4 separate regions of the Mus musculus genome follow, and regions 1, 2 and 4 are each linked to region 3. The links are chromatin loops, found by intact Hi-C in ENCODE. Cell type or tissue: left cerebral cortex. All regions are shown on one strand. Region 1 overlaps Gm40056 (a long non-coding RNA gene). Region 2 holds the start of Gm40056 (a long non-coding RNA gene). Region 3 overlaps Gm40055 (a long non-coding RNA gene). Region 4 has its middle 15 kb from the start of Gm32753.

Region 1 (5,000 bases), 120 kb after region 3:
TCAGTCATGTGGCTTCCCCTTGCATGCCTGAAAATTACTGTCTGAAGATGTGACAGCATTTCTTTCATGGTCTGGTTGTGTTGTCGATTGGTTGTAATGCTATTTGTTTTAATTCGGCTCCCAAAGTCACACATGAGAATTCACACATCTGAGTGTGAGCCACTGAGTGTCCCTGTCCCCAGGTGGCTCTAATTGGTAAATAAAGTTGCCAGTGGCCAATGGCTGGACAGGGAGACAAAGGAGGGAGTTTAGATTTCCTGGGCAAAGAACCATGGGAAGACAACAGTTTAGAATTGCCATGCCAGAGAAACAATAGGATACACCCATGAGAGCTGGGGAAGACAGAGAACCAGCCATGTAAGAATAGGGGGAAAGCAGTCCCCTAATTGAATCTGGAGCAGCAGAGATGAAACACAAATTTTAGTAAGAAATAATTCAGGAATGTCAGAGGGGAGAGTGTGTTAGCCCCAGGAAGGTTTGGAAGTGTCCAACCATTGAACTGCTTAGAGCATATTAAAAATAAGCTAGTGTGTGTGTGTGTGTGTGTGTGTGTGTGTGTGTGTGTGTCTTTCATTTGCAAATCCAGAGCATTTTGGCGGGTGGTGAGAATGCACATGCATCTGCCAGGGAGTTTAAAGTGGGTTGTACTTTTTTTTTCTTAAAGGAGCTGTTTTCCACCTCACCTCTCCAAAGCTCTTAGAAGTGTGGAGACCAAGAAAGCATGTAGATATGCCTCTATAATGCATATGCATATGTCTATCTCACAGTCAGACAGATACAGACACACACATACATATACACAGACACACAAATACATACACACAAACATATACACACAGAGACAGACACACACACATGCGTGGACAACACACACACACACACACACACACACACACACACACACATGCACACCACAATTCCAGAATGGATATTTTCTCAGGAACAAAAAGATAATAATTCTTATCCATTCTTATTTCATTCTTGCTCCAGATCAGATTATTTGAAGATAAAGGTCTACAATGAAGATCAATGTATAGGAAATATATTCAGTAGTGCCCTTGGAATCAACAAAAGTAGATCCACTACCAACCTGATAGCTTCATGCAGCCAACAAGGATGTCTGAAGATAAAGTGACCATTAAAGTGTCCCCAAGCAAGGTCAAAAGGCTGGTCCTCTGCACTCCAGTGGGTCTTTGGATATGGACTAACCCAGGAAAGTCTCAAAGAAGCTGACAGCTGAAGGCTAGCTGCCATCTGCCTTCAGAGCAGCAGAAACAACAAATTCTTCTTTTAGGAGAGATCTAGGGCACATATCACTCAGACCCCTATAAATCTGGTCCTGACTAACTTGTATGTGCATGGGCAGGGCAATTTGCCTCTCTGAGTTTTACATTTATCCTCTAAAACGAGACTGATCGGATTAGGACATTGCTAAGATTTTTTTTTTTTTAACTTCCAAAGTTCTAAACATTTTAAATGAAACTTTAAATAAAATTATATTTCTTACCCTGGTTTTTACCATGTCTACAGTAGATATAGGAGATTACCCTGTATTTTATATATATGGATGGATGTGCATATGATATATAACATATGTAGCGCTTAATGACATACACGTGTAGAGTTCCTTTTGCCTTGGCAGAAGTTTGGCTAAAACACACAAGCAAAAGGGAATATAGGGAATTAGACAAAGGTTCTCGTTCTGATCCTCTCCAAAGAGCTAGGATAGGAAGGTGGCCACACACTCGTCTCTGGGCTATAAATATAAAAATAAGGTTGTTTACTTAAGAATTTAGATGTATAATTATGTCAACCAGTTCTCACTTCCTGGTTGCCATTATGAAGACTCGGTTCAACTGTGGGAATTCTGAGGGGAAAGAGTCTCCTCCTCATTTCTCCCTTCATCAGCCAGCCCACGGGATCTTCCACCTCCTCCCCTGCTGGAGTTTTTCAAGGCTCATGTGGGCATCTGCAACATGGAAACCAGATGGCCGTTTTCTTGAATCTGCTTTGTTCTCCTTCAACAGCCTCTTTACGAAGGCTGCCCAGAAGAGGATGCTCCAGGTCGGCTCAGCTTGCAAAACCAGCAGAATCCGGTTATCTAAGAAGGTGAGATTCCCAAGTGCTAGGGAGAAATGAAGACGAGACAAAACAGATGAAGGTCAGTGTGGGGATTTTAATGAGTCTGTCATGGAGTAAGGATGCCATGTGCTGAAATGTATCTAGACCATGTTCTATGATTATCTGAGTTGTATAAGTAGTTACTCACTTGCAGGAAGCAGGTGATTGGTAGGACAAAGTTTTGATGTCTGTAGACATGGTTATTTTCTAAAGACTTTGAAAGCATGTCTTTATCTCATGGTGAGCATCTCAAGATGGGCCAGCGTGGTTACTTGGTTGCTAAGAGAAAATGGTTAGAGTGGTACACAGGTGGAGAAAAGGGAATGTAGGATTCTGGGGCGAAGAAAGATACAGCAGTCCTTGGTTTTCAAATTCCAGTCTGCAGGCTGGTAACAAGCTGGCAGCTTCCAAATTGCTTGGGGAGCTTGTTGAAAATAGACATTTCTGAAACCTAGCTCCAGAAATTTTAATGTGGTATCAAATTATGCTTGATTCTGATAGTTAGGTTTAGAAATGAAAGGAGTAGTTAATATGTAAGATTTAGAAGACTGGTATGCATCCATTATGTAAATATGTGGTTATTAAGTGTCAGCTGCATGAAAGTTGCCAGGCTTAGTTCTTTGGAAATAACAAACATGTAGGAGATAGTCTGTGATGGTTAATATTTGGTTCCCAGGTTGAGTGGATTGAAAGACATCTAGAGAAGTATTAAAGCACACTTAGGGCTTACGTCGGACAGTGGTTCCAGAGACAGTCGGTATGTGTGTCAGGAAACTGACTTGGGAAGACCTGTTCTGAATGTGCATGACCTCGCCCAGTAAGCTTGAAGCCTAGATCAAACAAAAGGAAAAGCAGAAGCAAGGGCACACAAAACTCATTTTGAGCAGATGCACTTTTGCTATTGCTATGGTCTGTGAACGTTAGATCACAGACTCTTCAGCTTTTGAATGTAGACTCACACCAGCAATTCTCTGGGGAGTTTCCAGGCCTTCAGTTTCAGAATGGGGGCGTATTACTAGTCCTGATTCTTTGATTGAGAAGCTAGTGGTTTCTGTGGATCTCTGCCTATAGCTCCTGTGACTACTCAGCCTCTGGTCTGCTAAGCCAATTAATAAATCCCACCACACATACACACAAACACATATGCACACACACTCACACACACGCACACGCACACGCACACGCACACGCACACACACACACACACACACACACACACACACACACCATGCACACACATGCGCCAGGAGGTGGGTACTTTCTTTTCTCATGAATGTGACACAGTGCCTGACAAGAGCATCATTAACGAAGGAAAGCTTCATCTTGGTGCAGGGTTTCAAGGGTTTCAGTCCACCGCATGGTGGGCAGGGCAAGACAAAGCAGCTCTGTGGCATTGAGAGCTTATGGTGGAAACCATTCTATGGTGGTTCTAATAGGAAAGAGCTAGATGAGAAGGAGCCGAGGATATTATACCCTCAAGGACTTACCATTGGTACCTATTTCTGCTAGCTAAACCCCATCACCTAGAGGATCTACAGCCTTCCCCAGTAGAACCCCCAGCTGGAGACCAAGAGTTCAGACGTGAGTATGTGGGAGAGATAGCAGACTCAAACTATCTACATACTATCGGTTCCTTTTCTCTGGAGCACCCACATATATGCAGCATGTCTCAAATATCTTTGAACAGCAACGGAGGATTCGATAGGTGGGTAGATTAGTGATAGACAGATACATAAATTTTCAGATATCAGTTTATAGCTCATTGGGATATAGAGAAAAATGATGAAGCTGTGATTTCTAGAGAAAATAAGTGGGTGTTTTAAAACATGTAAAGAATGAAAAGGGAAAGAGCTTGCCAGATTTCCTCAGAATAATTCCTGTTTGAGATATCTAAAAGTTGGGGGGTGGGGGATTCAATGCAGTACTTATCACAATGTATGTAAATTTCAATAAAAATGTATGTAAGTGTCAACAAATGATTAGGTATGAATTATAGATGATTAAAAGCTATGGTCAAGTAATTTTCTGTTTCTCTCCATCCCTCTCTCTATTTCTCAAGGGTTCTACAATTCCAAATTCTTTTCATGGAAATTTGAAGTCTTTTCTAATTTCAAGACTTTTGTTAAAGAAACAGTTTTTGAAAGGCATTAAACCTTCAATAGTTTATTTAGGGGAGAGAGAGAGACAGAGACAGAGAGGTAGAGACAGAGAGAGAGACAGAGAGAGAGTGAACAGTGGGATGGTTGCCAGAAGAAAAGCAAGTCAGAAGAGAGATGAGGCTGTATCACAGACTTCCATGTTTCTGTTGCAATCCCTGTAGAAGTTATCTTCCTAGGATAGCTATGGATAGCTCAAGGTGAGGCTATGGTCCCTAAGGCCTTTCAGAGCCCAGACCCTCTCTGTCCAGCAATTCTTTCTTCTTAGCATCTGCATATGAGGAAAGAGACTATGGGTACATGTGTTCCCATTGACACCGTATACCCATATCTTTACAAAATTATTCTGCTCAAATCCAATTGTTGAAAATTAGTCAACAGGCCCAGCTAGACATAAGTGGTGTATGAGTAGGGAATACTGGGAATTGTAGTCTCTCGTGGAAACTTGGAGTCCTAAGATCCTCGGGTATGTGGCAACACACTCGTGAAAGGAAGCCAGAAAGTGATGCATGAACTGATCAGTAAAAGAAAGTCTAAATCAAGGAAAATTCAATATATATATATATATTTAGTGAGAACAAAGGTCTTAAATTTTAGAGAAGAGAATGCATTCAAAGAGTTGGTAAAGGGTTAACCATTGAAGCTTCAGGTTTAACAATGAGAAATGGCTGGGGAGATGACTCAATGGGTAAAGTTCATATGAATGAGGACCTCAGTTCATAT
Region 2 (5,000 bases), 91 kb after region 3:
TACCTTTAAGGGTGTTTCCATAGAAGTTTAGCTGAGAAGAGAAAACTCACTTTGAATAGGAATGGCTCTATCCTAAGGACTGGATCACAGGCTGAACAATAATGTTAACAATGATAATAATAATAATAATAATAATAATAATAATAATAATAATGAAAGCAGTGAGTAAAACCATCATCGCACTGCTCCCTGACTGTGGCTGCCTCATGCTCCTGCAACCACTCTCACGGCCACACCTTTCTCTCCACAGTAGGCTGTACCTTCAAACCGCAAGTCAAAATATATCCTTCTTTCTTTAAGTTGCTTGTTATAAGATATTTTGCCACAACAAGAAAATAAACTAGCATACACATGAATGCTAAATATATATATATATAAATATCAAACCCAGTAATCCCACAACTAAGTATATTCCCAGAATTGAAGCCTCTGTCTACTAGAAGATATGTCTAAGAACATTTGTAGCAACTTTCCTTATACTATAAAGGCCCTAAATGCCTATCAAAAAGAGAACAGAAAAAAATAAGTCTTGGTATATTTGTATAATGGGATACTATATAATAATAACAATAATAAAGCAACCACATCAAACAAAATAATCAAATCTTGAAAATCTTAAGCTCAGACAATGAATCTCGAATCTAGACACAACAGAGTCCTCACTGTAAGTGCCTTGAGGATGGATGATAGGAAGATGTCCATCATGTACCAATCAATTGTGACTGTACTCAGAAGTTGAACTTCCATAATTCATAGAGATTGCCATGAGTGTACTATGTCAGCAATATGAATGATCATATTTGCCTTCCCCCACAATAACAATATTTAGTGAATAATAATAACTTCACAAGGCACAGGGGTTTCAATAGCAATGATTTGCCAGATACACGACTGAGGCAAACACGTTATTTTATCCTAATATTAATATCATTTCTCAGATTACATATTACATATCACACAGGTGTGTGTGTGTGTGTGTGTGTGTGTGTGTGTGTGTGTGTAGGTTACAGAATGACTACAAAGTACTAAAGAGGCAAGGTGTTTCAAAGAGGCCTGTGAAACCAGCGCTCGCAATCTGATAGAAATATAAGAGTCTGAAGGAATGAGATAACCAACAAGGCCAGAGAACTCTGGGAACACATTACTGCTGCCACTGCTGTTGGGTCAAAGATGGGAACAAAGCTATAGGGCTGAATCAGTTGAAGTAGCCAAAGGACAGGACATGGTTCAGACCAATGAACAGGCAGGTGAATGGATGGAAGGTCCAAATGTATAAGCAGGTGTATGGGCAGACAGTAGTGTTAGTAGATACTGGCCAGGATGAGCCAAGCTGAAGGCCCTGGGAGTTCTCTGCCTACAGATTCCTCTATGCACACAGTGAATAATGAGATGACAGGTTTGTGGGACTAATACCGAACTTGGGGGTCACAGCCTGTACCTCTGGGAGCCATATTCAGTAATTTAGGCTTAAGAAGCCAATTAAAACAGGCACACTAACAGGAAACAACAGAAAAGGGGGATTTACTCAATATGACCTCCTTGGAAAGATGGACCAGACATCCTGTTACCATAGAAAAGAAACCAACAGACGTTTAATCAGCCATGTCTTCAGAGACAAAGGGAAATGAATGGAATGAAGCCATGTTGGGTATGGTAGAGTTTGCCTGTAATCCTAGAATTTGGGAAGATGATACAGGATGACTGTAAATTTGAGGCCTGTCCAGGCTTTGTAGAAATGCCCTGTTTCAAACAACAAGATGGAGCCGTTTATGTCAGCCCTTCCAAACATAAGTAAGCAGACCTTGGTTCCTAGGGGCACAGACTGTGACCACAAGTTTGGTCACAAGGCAATGCTGTTACAATACTGGTTGTTTACCTGGTATAAGGTCCCAGGGAAGGAGTTACAGTCTTTCCTTGGTTTGGTGTGTCTAATAAGTTCTTGGGCCTGGTTTTCTCATATGATTTTAATGCATTCATGCACCCATCCAGTCTCAGTTCACCCCGTTCTGTGTCGTGTGGGTGGTGTGACAGATGGCGCCGTTTACGTGTCCACCCAGGTGCAGAGCGTTCCTCTATCTTCAAAATAGAGTCAGAGCTGCTCGCAAGATGGCGTCTTTCAGGGTAAGGCAGTCTGAAACGGGGAGTAGGTTAGAGCAGGGCACAGCCTGTTTGCAAAACTGACGAGACGAGATTGGCTCTTTAAATAAACCAAAAGGATTAAACGAATCTATAGTACTGACCATTCTGAAGCCAGGGTTAACGTTTAGCATAGGGAGAGGGAACAGGAGCTGAATGTTCTTGGAAACTCGCTTTTTCAAAAAGGCTTTCAGCGAAGCATTGTGTATTAGTACCCCCCACCCCGGGTGGAAGAATATTTTAAGATATTAACCGCAGGGCTCCCCGCTCAGGCGCCAGCTCTTGCCTATGGCACGTCTCCCACTCAAGCTTCAGTGAACTTAAGGCACTTTGCCAAAGAACAGGGAGCCTCACCGTGGAGAGGAAGAGGTGTCTTTCAGTTTTAAATGTGCAACCCACAGCAGGATCCAGAAAGAATGTAGGACAAAGGATTCCAAAGAAAACATAGCAGCTCTGAGCTCGTGTTTCCCACCCTCCTGACTCGCTTTATGAACTCCCCGGATAGATGGGAAAGAGAACTTCAGAGGAACTTGGCTCCTGAAGAGGTGCCCAGAGACTTGCCTTCCCTAGGCGGTACCTGAAGGTAGAACGGGGACAATGGTAGGAGTCTAGGTGGATTTGATGGATCCAAGCCTAAGAGTCCATTGTTGCTTTCCCAGTGAGATCTGAGGGGTGGAAAACTTGCCTGTTGACCACGTGCTTGGCAGTAAGCAGCATCGAGGGAGGATGGTTATGTGGAGGATCTAGGGAGATGGAGCAGCCTCCTAGAATCAATACCCAGTTCCAAGAGCAATGATAGATGTACCAAGAAGCAGACAAAGTAGGTTGAAGGAAGCAAAATAACTGCTCTTGAGGAGGCCTAGAGATTAGAAAAGGGGGTGAGAAACAGCAGGACTTGGAGCAATGGCAAAGTTGTACATCTCAGCACATTCCTGCCTAGTTGATGGTTACTCAGACAAGGAGAAAGATGGAAAGCCGAGGAGGCATGAGAAAGAAAGAGAAGCCGTGGCGCCCTAGGATCTGGATGAAATCTCTTGCTGGCGGACAGTCAAGAATTTCAAGACAGCTGACCAAATGGCCCGCAGAGGACGTACTCCCGTCTGAGAAAGTCTCACTAACAAGGTTATGAACCATCTTTCCAGACAAAAAGCACGTCTTAACTTCCTTGTGACTTAAGAATTAATTCATTCACGAGGACTCCTTGTGAGGTAAGAATTCCTCTGGCCTTTCTAACTACTACTACTTTATTATTATTATTATTATTATTATTATTATTATTATTATTATTATTATTATAGCTTTCCTTCCTCATTTGAACAAAAACCACATTAAACCTCCTTAGAATCATATTTATAAGCAAAAGACCCTTCTGAAAAAGGTAAACCAAGCATTTTTACTTTCTCAAACTTCCATATAGATGACATTCATTGAACATTGTTACTTAAAGCCACAAAATCTCTCTCTCTCTCTCTCTCTCTCTCTCTCTCTCTCTCTCTCTCTCTCACACACACACACACACACACACACACACACACTATTGTTGACATCCTTGAGCATGTATCTGTCTTCTACCTGAATATATACTGTCTTGCTTAATGAACTCCAACTTCAATTCTCATGGACATGTTCTAAGACTTTTTCTGTGACGTATGTCAAGATCCTACTTTCCCCTAAGGAGAAGTCTGTGAGAACAACTCAGGTACACAGATGAGGCAGTTTGGATGATAATGACCCCGATAGACCCATATAATTGCATGCTTAGTCCCCAGTTGGTGAACTGTTTGGAAAAAAATGGGGCCTTTTTGGAGGAGGTGTGTCCCTGTGAGTGGGCTTTGAGGTTTTAAAAGTCCACTCCAGGCTCAGTTAGCCCTCTCTGCCTGAGGATCAAGTTGTAGCTCTCAGCTACTGCTCCAGCATCCTGTGTGCCACCCTGCTCCTTCCCATGCTGAGAATAATCTGATCCTCTGAACTATAAGCAACCCCCAAACACATGCTTTGTTTTATAAGAGTTGCCTTGCTCATGGTGTCCCTTCACAGCAAAAACACTGACTAATACAGTGGAGAACCCTGAGTTCCATCTCTCACTACTGCTGAGAGTCACCAACATCAAGATGCTCCTGCTGTAAGCCATGGCATGTCACCAGCCCGCTCTACTTAGGTCCAAGCTCACGGGCAAAGGGGGATCCAGAATTAATCATATTAAGTTTGTGCCCGCAGGCAGGATGAAGGCCAAACTATGAATAGAATTATCAAATATAAAAGCAAGGGACTTCCTACTTCTTGCAAATGCCCCAGGTATGCATGTGCTTCTGTATCCTGCCTCGTCTGTGTATCCCTGAACTACAAGTCTGGATCAGAGCTGTGCTCATTCTCTGCTCCCACTCTCCCAAGCAGCGTGCCAAGGCTATTTGAAGGCTCTGGGTTTCTGTGCAGAAACTCATCACTATTTCTGGGTGTAAGACACTGGGAAGCAGCAGAATGGGAGAGGCAATCGTCCCATTCATTTTTTTTTTTTTTGGAAGGGGATAAAAAAACCAAACAAGCTGAAGTTTTGGTTGAAGAAGATTAGCAGCTGCCTCTGTGTGATGTGGAAAAGAAGATACATGAACCAAAAACCTAAAACTAAAAACAAAACAACACACTCAATAAAGCAAAAATAAACAAACCAAAACAAACCAAAAACACTTTATCATGAGAAAACAGAAAGGACTATATGTCAGGAAGAACTCTAAAGAAGAGGAGAAAGGGAGAATGATGGGGAAAACAAAATACCACGTGTCTTTTCATATGCAAAAGCAGCATATAAATATATATGTATATATATTACATATACTACATATAATATATGTATATATATTCATATG
Region 3 (5,000 bases):
TTTGCTTAGGAACAGTTCTTCCTCTACAATTTGGATTGCTCTTTTGATTTTGTTTTTCTTGACTAACTGCCCTTACTTTAATTCTCTTCATTTTCAGGATTAGGAAATTAATGCTTAGAGATGATAATTAGCTTGTGTGAGGTAACATAGCTAGGTGGTACAAAACCTCAAGGCTCTGAACTGTAGAGTCAAGGATGGAGTCAAAATATTGTGGAGGATTTTAACAGGTTGGGATGGAAAAGTTATGGAACGCTGGGCAAGTAGATTTTGACTGTTTTAATGTGGCCCTCTATATCTTTTGGAGAGTACTACACACTAAATCACTAAATGCAAACATGTTTAAAGCAAAGACTAAGGGGAATATAACTTCATCTTAAAACAATACTAATTCAGAAGACAACATTTGCTTTAAGATCAGTTAGAATAGCAGCATTAATTGGAATGAGTTGGTGCCAATGATTGACAGGTTATAAAATCTGCCTTTGTCAATATTTTCCTGAAGCTGTTTGTTCTTACACTTATCTCTCACCACCACCCCTCTGTTTTTTTAGTTTCTCTCTTTCCCTCTCTCCAATCCTCTACACAGCTTCAGACTTTTAAAGTTGAACCAGACCTTAGGAGAAAGAAGAAAACAAAAACTTCCTCCTCTCTCACATTCTCCTTTCTCTTACTCTGCCCCACCTCTTCTCCCTCTTCCCTTCTTCCCCTCCTTCCTTTCTTGCCTACTATTCAAGTAAAGCTCCTTTCCCAATCTGTTGGTGGTCTTTTTGTCTTATTGACGGTGTCTTTTGCCTTGCAGAAGCTTTGCAGTTTCATGAGGTCCCATTTCTCAATTCTCGATCTGACAGTGCAAGCCATTGCTGTTCTATTCAGGAATTCTTCCCCTGTGCCCATATCTTCGAGGCTTTTCCCCACTCTCTCCTCTATAAATTTCAGTGTCTCTGGTTTTATGTGAAGTTCCTTGATCCACTTAGATTTGACCTTAGTACAAGGAGATAGGAATGGATTGATTCGCATTCTTCTACATGATAACAACCAGTTGTGCCAGCACCATTTGTTGAAAATGCTGTCTTTCTTCCACTGGATGGTTTTAGCTCCCTTGTCGAAGATCAAGTGACCATAGGTATTTGGGTTCATTTCTGGATCTTCAATTCTATTCCATTGGTCTACTTGTCTGTCACTATACCAGTACCATGCAGTTTTTATCACAATTGCTCTGTAGTAAAGCAAGCTGCACAGTAGCTGTCCATAAGTCTCATTCAAAAGAGTGATGATTTCCTCTTCAATCTCACTCCATCTTCTCAGATGACTAGATCACATTTTAAACAGGATTGATCTCTACATAGGCACCTATTATATAATTTTTGTTATTTAAAAAAATCAGTCAAAAAGGAATGGTACCTTGTCATGCCCAAGAGTCTATAATTGCATTTACTTCACTCTGTAACTTAAGCAAATTTATGTCATGAAAAGGCTGCTGTGGACTCAGCTAATACTCTCAGATACTTTTTTTTCTTAATAACTGAAACTTCATGGTAGCATAGAACATGCCAGCTACCAGAAAACACATATTAGCATCTTACTACCAAAGTCATTTAAAACCTGTTTCCCAAGGTTCTTATTTTATATACATACCAAAGGAGTCAACAGGAACAAAACAGTTTCCTAACATGACTCAAATTTTTTCACAGTTCAGTCATTGATGGGTGACTTTAAAAAAAAGAAAAAAGAAAAGAAAAGAAAGAAAGAAAGGAAAAAAGAGCCTATACTTTCCCAGGCTTTATCTCTCTTTCTCTACCTCCCTTTCAAGGTGAGCAACCCTTGCTAAGGGTTGTACTATTACTGTCACCAACTTAAACTATTTACAAATGAAATCTTTAAATGTTAGATACAATGCTAAACATTTCTTCTGAAACACCTGCCACATATACAGCATTCAGCTCTGTGCACTGTCTCTTGGTTCTGTTGATGAGGAAGCTGAGAGGAGCTATGGACCTTCTGTCTCGTCAGAAGGTTGGAACGAGTGAGTGATGAGCTGGAGTCTGGACAGCTCTCTCTCTCTCTCTCTCTCTCTCTCTCTCTCTCTCTCTCTCTCTCTCTCTCTGCTGTGAGTGACCTGAAACCTGAATTCCCATATGATATCTCAGGGTGGGGGTGTGCTTTCCTTCTCAGCTCTGCTGTTTGGGAGTCATTGGTTTTGAAATAAGAACAACCCCTGATGGCCATATGGAGATTAGCGATTCTGCCTACATTAAATTAACCTTATTGATGGATTTCCTGCCAAGCTCAGTTTCATTTATTATGCATGTTCCTTTTGGTGGGTGGAAGAAAAAAAAAGTGTGAAAAGTATCCTCTAAATAAAGCAGTGTATAAGTCAGTCTTATAATTTTTTTAAGCTTATTTTTATTTGCCAAGTTTTTCTGTGTGTCTTTGGGGCAGGGAAATGTGTTTATTAAATAAAGTGAAAAGCGATATCTTGAAACAAGGATGTTTTGGTAGTACACAACTAGCAGTGAGTCTTTCTTTTTTTTCATTCATCATTGTCATCTGGGAACATTCCCAAACAGCAGCCAGGGTGGAGTGGTGTCAAGATGGCTGAGCTGAGTCATGGTGTTCTTTTCAGCTTCCAGAAACTTCAGCTGAAACACACATCGTGCTTCCTGGGAACATCACTGAGGAATGTAAGTGGGTTGTGCTAGTTAGCTCTAAGACATACCTTGAAGTTTCAAGCAAGGAGAGGAGTCCCTTCATGTGATAACCTTCTCATCTTGGGCTACCGATATGAATCAAGGCTAAGGTGATCACACAGTATAGACTGTCTGAGATAGCCTCAGCTTTTATATAACACTGAACATAAATAATTGAGTCACAGGTGACTGTTTTATGTAAACTATGCTGGAGCTGAGAAGATGGGGAAGGTTTTCCAAAACAGTTTGCAGCTTTGAAATTTCTTTAAATAGCTTGAAGCTCCAGAACTATCTTTTCAAACTGTGAAAAATAATGACCCAGATTGATCATCAGTTATGTACGTGGGTTTATTTATAGAATTTGTTAGTCTACATGTTTCTTTCTATAACAAATATTTTAATACACCTTTTGCTATCCTAAAATAAACTTTTGTCATATATCATGAAATAAATACCCAGGGATGTTAAGAACACTGCTGCTCTTTCAAACTCCCCGAGTGATTCCCAGCATCCACTTGGTGGCTCACAACTGTCAGAAATCTAGTTCCAGGAGAGTCAAACCCCCTTCTGTCCTCCACAGGCATCAGGCATGAAATGAGTGCATGAAGGTAAAAATATCCACACATATTAAATAAATAAGCATTCTGCCCTATGAAGAGAGCTAAAAGGAAGTCCGTTCTCAATAGATGTGAATATCACTTGGCAAACACTAGACAAGACTAGTGTTGAAGATATTGTTCTAAAGTACCTTCTAAAGCTTGACCCCCATCTAGATGGGAAGATGCACATTCATATTTTAATTACTTATGATGGGCAACCTGAAAGGATGACATAAACCCCTTTTGTCTTTATTTAAGGACCAGGCCTGATTTAGAAAAGAAGGCTACAGGCACTGGCTTCAGGAACAGATCATAATCCAGAAACAAGTTTATAAAACCTCCTCCCAAAGAACAGCCTGGGGGGGACCACAAAAACTGGGAAACACCTTATCTCAGAATGAGCCATCTCTGCAGGGCAGCCCTATCTCATCCTATGGTTAAACGTTCATGACATAGGAATGCAGACCACTGACCACCTGCGACCCCCCTAGCACCCACCAGTGAAATTTTAGATTACCTAATCCTTCTAGAAAGTTCCTCTGGTTCCCTATAAGAAGACCTGCACGCCTTTGTTTGGGGCTGCCATTTTGGAGAATGGTTAATCCCCACATGCTGGTTGTTTCTGCAGAATAAACATTTCTTGTCTTTGCATACTAACTGAGTCTGGGGTCTTCCTTCAACAATTCTTGGACCCTTACAAAGTCAAAGCCAACTTCTTCAGCAGTGAGTAGAGGGAGTCAGTTGAGCCTTTCCTACGTGGTAGAGAATGTACATGAGTACTGACGGACACTATTTTCTCATTGTTCTTTTTGCCTTCCTCAAGACAGGGTTCCTCTATGTAGCCTTGGCTGTCCTAGAACACATTCTGTAGACCAGGCTGGCCTCAAAATCATGGAGATTTTCCTGCCTCTGCCTCCTGGGTGCTGGGATTAGAGGCATATACCACTACTGCAGTCTTCTCATTGTTCTTAAATATCTACATTTAACAGAGTTGAAGAGTATTTCACATGGAATCAGAAAAGCTCAAAGACAGCATCGATAGACAGTGCAGTTTTCCCACTGCAGTATAGAGATCTTCCCTTTCATTTCATGAAATAACCATACATTGGTGATTATATGAAAAAATATACAGGGCAAATCAGACTGACTAAACTGTTGCCCTCATTACATTAAAAAGGGCTGCCTTCAGGTAGATTTTGAAATGGAAAGCAAATCTTGGTAAATTTCTGAATATATAAAGTATACTTCTTTTACAACATGCCTTGAACTTCTCTGAAATTCAATGTTTTTAAAACTATTTGAAAACAATCTATATGTATACTTAATGAATATAACTGACTTGAATGGAGATAATTGTACTTTTCTGGTTGGTAATTATGACATAATAGTTGTAAATAAGAAAACTAGAAAGTTTAAAAGATGTAGTCCCCACAGCAAACTCTCTTTCCTTTGCTTTACAAGGGGCCCATCTCCCTGTTTCCACTCAGCAAATGTCAATGGTGCTTTTCCAACCACTGTGGCAACCAAAACCGATGTCATAGTAAACAGTCCTCTTCATAGCAGAGGCGTTGTTGAAGTGTGCCCTTAGCAGATCACCTGCTCAGCCAGGCAGCAACTGTGGAGAAAGGCAGGTTGCCTTCATGGTAAGAACTAGAACAAAGAGATTCATAATCTAGAGAACTGTCTGATTCATGCCTTCTGAATGGCTCTCTTC
Region 4 (5,000 bases), 63 kb before region 3:
ACTGGGTGTGGGTGAGGGAACATTCTCTCAGAGGAAAGGGGGATGGGAGATGGGCTGAAGAACTCTTGGAGGGGGGACCACCAGGAAGGGGAGCAACATTTGGAATGTAAATAAATAAATTAAAAAAGGGAATTACAGCATGAACATTAATTATCTAGAGATAAATTGAAAAAACTCACAAAGACACTTGACTGAGAAACAAGGGAAATGTACATGAGACAAAAACGGAGAGCACAGAAATCCCAGATGCAGATGAGCTTCTCAGACACAGACTTGGTGTCTAAGAGACAGGCATGACAGACACTCTCTTGGTACACAGTCCCCTTGTTCCTTCTTTTGTCCCACTTTGGTGTTTCTTGGATGCGGTGCCAAGCTGTTCAGGCTAATTGCAAGGCAGGTTTGTGCTAGCACCAATGTTTCTATTTTCAGGAACTTTCTTGGGCCCCTTGAGAACTGTTTCTTCTGTTGGTGCATGGTGGTTCTACCAGCTGGAGTGGGGAGGGTCACATGGTTACTCAGATGCTAAGTCCTTATTCCTACTGTGCTCTCACCCTTTGACAATTTCCTGTGTTCTCATGATGCCACAGAGGTAGTGTCCTATTCAATATCGGAACATACCTTATTTGCCTGAAAAATTAAATTTAACTGAGGTATTTTTCTCTGTAATGTAAGTTTAAGCAAACGTTATATTATTATTATTATTTATTATTATTATTATTATTATTATTATTATTATTATTATTAATTTTATTGTGAAGTTTGACCACAGTAATACTCCAGATTACTTCCCTCAAGGGTCTGCCCACTTTCTTTCCATAGTAATCCTGAGCTGCTGCCCACAATGAAGCTTGTCATTTAGAGTTTAAGTGAAAGTGTGTTTGCATATCCCAGAGTAAAACCTAAACCAGGTTAGCCTGGGGACTGGGGGAGGTGGATGTAGTCCTCTCAAGTTTCAGGCCAGAGAGGGGCATGGAGCCTCCTATCAGGATGTTGGCAGAAAGGGGGGGGGGGCAAGATTTTGAGAGGGAGAACAAGAGAACCAGAGAGTGAGAGAGCCAGAGAATAACACAGTGGGATGTTAAGGAGACAACATTTTTATTCAGCATGTGGAAAGGGGTGACCAGCACAGCACTGAACCAAATCTCCATGGTCTGCTTGGACGGAAGGTGGTCTGGCTGCTGGCGTTTTTATTTCTTCTTTACACGGATTCCAAAAGAACAAGAAGTCTCTTCCCTGGGGGGATCATCGGAATCCCCTAAAGTACATCCCTGGGACGCAAAGTGACCTTTGCTGGTGTTATGAAAAGTGGGAGAAAGGGAGGCTTTAGAAGCTACCAATAAGAAACTGTTGGGTATCTTACCAGAGAAGACTGCTCAGAAGACAGGTTTAAGACAGTAGAAAGCCTTTATTAGCAGGCCAGCAACTACAGTGGGTGGTAAACTATAAGCTTGTCACTTGTAGTTTAAGTGAAATTGTGTTTCCATGTCCCAGAGTGAAACCAAAAACCAGTTAATTGCAGCCCTGAGCCTTTCTCAGGGTGAGGTTTTTAAGAACAAGAAAGAGAGAGAGAGAGAGAGAGAGAGAGAGAGAGAGAGAGAGAGAGAGAGAGAGAGAGAAGGAAGGAAGGAAAAAAGGAAGGAAGGAAGGAAGGAAGGAAGGAAGGAAGGAAGGAAGGAAGGAAGGAAGGAAGGAAAAAAGGAAGGAAGGAAGGAAGGAAGGAAAAAAGGAAGGAAGAAAGGAAGGAAGGAAAAAAGGAAGGAAGAAAGGAAGGAAGGAAAAAAGGAAGAAAGGAAGGAAGGAAAAAAGGAAGGAAGGAAAAAGAAAAAAGGCAAGGGGAAAAAAAGCTAAATGTATCAGAAATATTAACCAGACATCCATGTTGACAAAATGACAAAGTTAAAGACTAAGACAGATTCAGGCTAGACAGATGACACCGACACACAGGTAAGCATCCTTGCTACTCATCTTAGGATGCTGTGATGAAACACTATGACCAAAGCAACTTTGGGAGGGAATGATTTATTTGGCTTGTATTTCCACATTCTAGTTCACCATTGAAGAAAGTCAGGACAGGAATTCAAACAGGGCAGGAACAGATGCAGAGGCCATGGAGGAGTGCTGCTTGCTCTATATAGCTTGATCAGCCTGCTTTTTTATAAAAGCCAGAAAAGCCAGCACAGGGATGGCACCACCCACAACGGGCTAAGGCCTCCCACGTCAATCACTAATTTTAAAATGTCCTACAGGCTTGCCTCGGCTCAATCTTCTGGAGGAATCTTCTCAATTAAGGCTCCCTCCTATCTGATGACTCTATCTTTAATGTGTTTAGGTTGTAAGCATTCTCTGCTCCTTGTTACTGTGCTGTGTGTGGAACTTTTGAGTAGGGGTGAGGAGAGTTAAGAAGAGTCAGTTGTTCTTGTATATCCATAATGCAAACTTAGAAGGATAAGTAGGAAAGCGAGACTTTCTGCTTTAATCTGGTGCACTGTCATGCTTTTAAAAATAACTAGGCAATGCATAGGAGATGAGTGGGCTTCATTTGGCCCAGCAAGGGTTTTCCCCCATCAGTCAGGAGAACATGAATTAATCAGAGCCACTTTCTATAGTCATTTTCCCAAGAGTGTACTTGAGATAAAAAAAAACGAATTGGGGCTTCCATCTTTAGGAAGAAGGGAAACAATTGCACTTATTTATAAAGCAACAAATGACAAAATAAATACAGTTTTGGTTTCTCCTCATATATCACTCAAATAACAAAAGATGCATATTTGTGCAATTTAGTTAGGAAAGAGGCAAAATTGTGATGTAAAAAGCAGGTACCCTGGAGCCAGTGGCATAGGTTCAGTCCTTAGGTCTGCTTCCCACTAGCTACTATTAAGCATCCCTGCCTCAGTTTTCTCACCCGGAAAGTGGACTTAAAAAAACTATATACCTTGATATGGAGATGTGGATCAACTGGTGGGGAACTTGCCTAGCAGGCAGAAAACTCTTGGTTTGATCCCCGGCACTGCACACTCTGGGCATCATGGAACACATTCATAATCCAGGGCCTCGACCTCAGCCAAGAGTGCCTGCAGTCTGCTCTCCGATCAGGTCAAGCTTGATGCTGCCCCAGGGCTTGATACATGCTGTCCATCACTTTACCTTGTATATTCCCACGGCATCTCCTCTGGCAGGTGTGGCTGCAATTATCTCTCTAGAGAGATCTCCCCTAATAATCCACACATCACCATTGTATCACCGTGTTTCATTTTCTTCCTATGATTTATGAATGTCTAAAAGTTATCATTATTGTTTCCTTTTTTGCCTGGCATTTTCTTGCCACTCACATATGTCCTCCAGGAAAGCAGTAGTGCTGGCTTATTTTTCTTGTCTCCCAATGCATTCCCTGCTTCTAGAATGTTCTAGTAGAACAGAGGAGCTGAGGGAACACTGAATACACAAAGGAAGAAAAAGAGCTGCCCGTTGTCTTCTGTCTACTTGGCTGTTGTGAATATACTATATTGTGGTTTTAATATAGCATATTGATAAGTATGATTAGTTGAGAACATGTTTCTCAAATGTTATTTCAGGCTTATATAGTTTTCTGGTGTGACAAAATACCTGGCAAAGAAATTTAAGGAGGAAAGTGTTTATTTGGGGGTCACAGTTTGAGGATACAGTCTATCAGAGTGAGGACATCATGAAGAGGAAATTGTGCCAACAGTAGCATGTAACCTCCAGTTACATTGCATCTGCGCGTTTGCAGGAGGCAGAGGGTAATGAATAATGATGATTGACACACATTCTTGCATTTAATCAGCCCAGGACACTAGCCCATGGAACTGCACTGCCCCAACTTGGGTGCCTCTTCTCACTCCAGTTTATAAGTCTGTAAACTTATAAGGTATGCCTCATAGGAGATTCTAGATCATGGCAGCTTGACAATCAATACTACAGCATTGTAAGTCCTTTTACAAATCTCATCTCATTTGGTCATCACAACACAGGTCAAGTTGTAGATAAGGTAACTGTTTTACTGATGTAAATGGAGCTCAGGGAATTTCAGTTGGGCTCAAACCTGAGTTAAGCTAACTTGCGAGTAAACAGCCTAAGATTTATGGCACCATTTATTTCGAGTGCTCAATGTCAGTAAATACACTTTTGGAAAACTTACCAGATTTTAAGAGCTCAAAACAGGGCTCAATTTTTGTATAAATAATGAAGCAGTCAGTTGAAAGGACATATAATTGCATTGATTTCTAAATATTCAGGCAAACCTGATCATCTTACTCCTTTAGGTTTTGATTTGCTTGCTGTGTCTGCTAGAGCTCAAGAAGAAAAGAGAACCAGAATGTTCTATGAAGAAAAAGAAGTGCTGGCTCAGGCCTAAGTGCTCGGGAAGGTCAGATGTAACAATTTTGGCTCAGTCTTGGGATGTGAGATTGGGATTTCTCAATTTAGATTTTGAATTATGATCTTAGCAAGAATTGAAACTGGGTGTGGTGGTGCGTGTTTATAATTATAACACTTGAGAGATAAGAGCAGGAGGGTTATGAGTTCAAAGCCAGCCTATGCTAAGTGAGACACTCTCTCAAAAACAGAAACAGATGGAAACAGGACCTGTATAATTATGAATCAACTAGGTTTAGCTTCTAACCTGTGAATGTGGACCTTATGTCAATGTAACTTGGGGAATGGTTGAAAATTGAATGGTGCTCAAAGCCTTTTTTTCCCCTAAAAATTTAATTTGCCAGTTAATTTTTATTTTATGTGAATTAGTGCTTTTGCCTGTATGTGCATTATGTGTATGCCTGGTTCCAGTGGAAGCCAGAAGAGGGTGCCAGATGCCTTGAAACTGGAGTTACTTATGGTCGTAAGCTGCCATATGGGTGCTAGAAACCAAACCTGGGACTAAAGTAAGAACAAAATGGGCTCTTAATCATGGAGCTGTTTCTCCAACTCCAAGACTTTAAAATTTTTTTCCAAGGTTAATATAATTTCCTATTTTCAAAATGTAT

The links. A loop is a pair of places that touch in the nucleus more often than their neighbours do. Peaks named below come from ENCODE experiments on the same cell type or tissue, not always from the same donor. Only the 100,000 strongest peaks of a DNase experiment are listed, where the experiment ranks them.
Region 1: a loop joins it to region 3, with 11 times the contacts of the local background. A loop is called at or near these places in 3 of 42 quality-filtered maps.
Region 2: it touches region 3 in a loop (13-fold over the local background); 3 of 42 quality-filtered maps call a loop at or near these places.
Region 4: a loop joins it to region 3, with 5 times the contacts of the local background. A loop is called at or near these places in 2 of 42 quality-filtered maps.

The regions. Positions count from the first base shown.
Region 1 is chr3:58,115,094-58,120,093 of GRCm38, forward strand. Gm40056 (a long non-coding RNA gene) reads left to right here. Exons shown (of 6, transcript XR_003954487.1): 3 at 2,028-3,702. Among named protein-coding and RNA genes, the nearest start is that of Gm40056, 28 kb to the left of the region's middle. In left cerebral cortex, no CTCF peak of the experiment used is centred here; DNase peaks (open chromatin) are centred at 609, 1,979, 2,443, 2,875 and 1 more place; H3K4me3 peaks cover 235 bases; H3K27ac peaks cover 2,586 bases.
Region 2 is chr3:58,087,476-58,092,475 of GRCm38, forward strand. Gm40056 (a long non-coding RNA gene) reads left to right here and starts at 1,941. Exons shown (of 6, transcript XR_003954487.1): 1 at 1,941-3,344. In left cerebral cortex, no CTCF peak of the experiment used is centred here; DNase peaks (open chromatin) are centred at 2,056, 2,506, 3,084, 4,237 and 1 more place; H3K27ac peaks cover 2,221 bases.
Region 3 is chr3:57,996,308-58,001,307 of GRCm38, forward strand. The region is part of intron 2 of Gm40055 (a long non-coding RNA gene); the gene reads right to left. Among named protein-coding and RNA genes, the nearest start is that of Gm40055, 33 kb to the right of the region's middle. In left cerebral cortex, no CTCF peak of the experiment used is centred here; DNase peaks (open chromatin) are centred at 2,316, 2,599 and 3,222; H3K27ac peaks cover 655 bases.
Region 4 is chr3:57,932,880-57,937,879 of GRCm38, forward strand. No RefSeq gene overlaps it. Among named protein-coding and RNA genes, the nearest start is that of Gm32753, 15 kb to the right of the region's middle. In left cerebral cortex, no CTCF peak of the experiment used is centred here; DNase peaks (open chromatin) are centred at 2,230, 2,453 and 2,977; H3K27ac peaks cover 346 bases.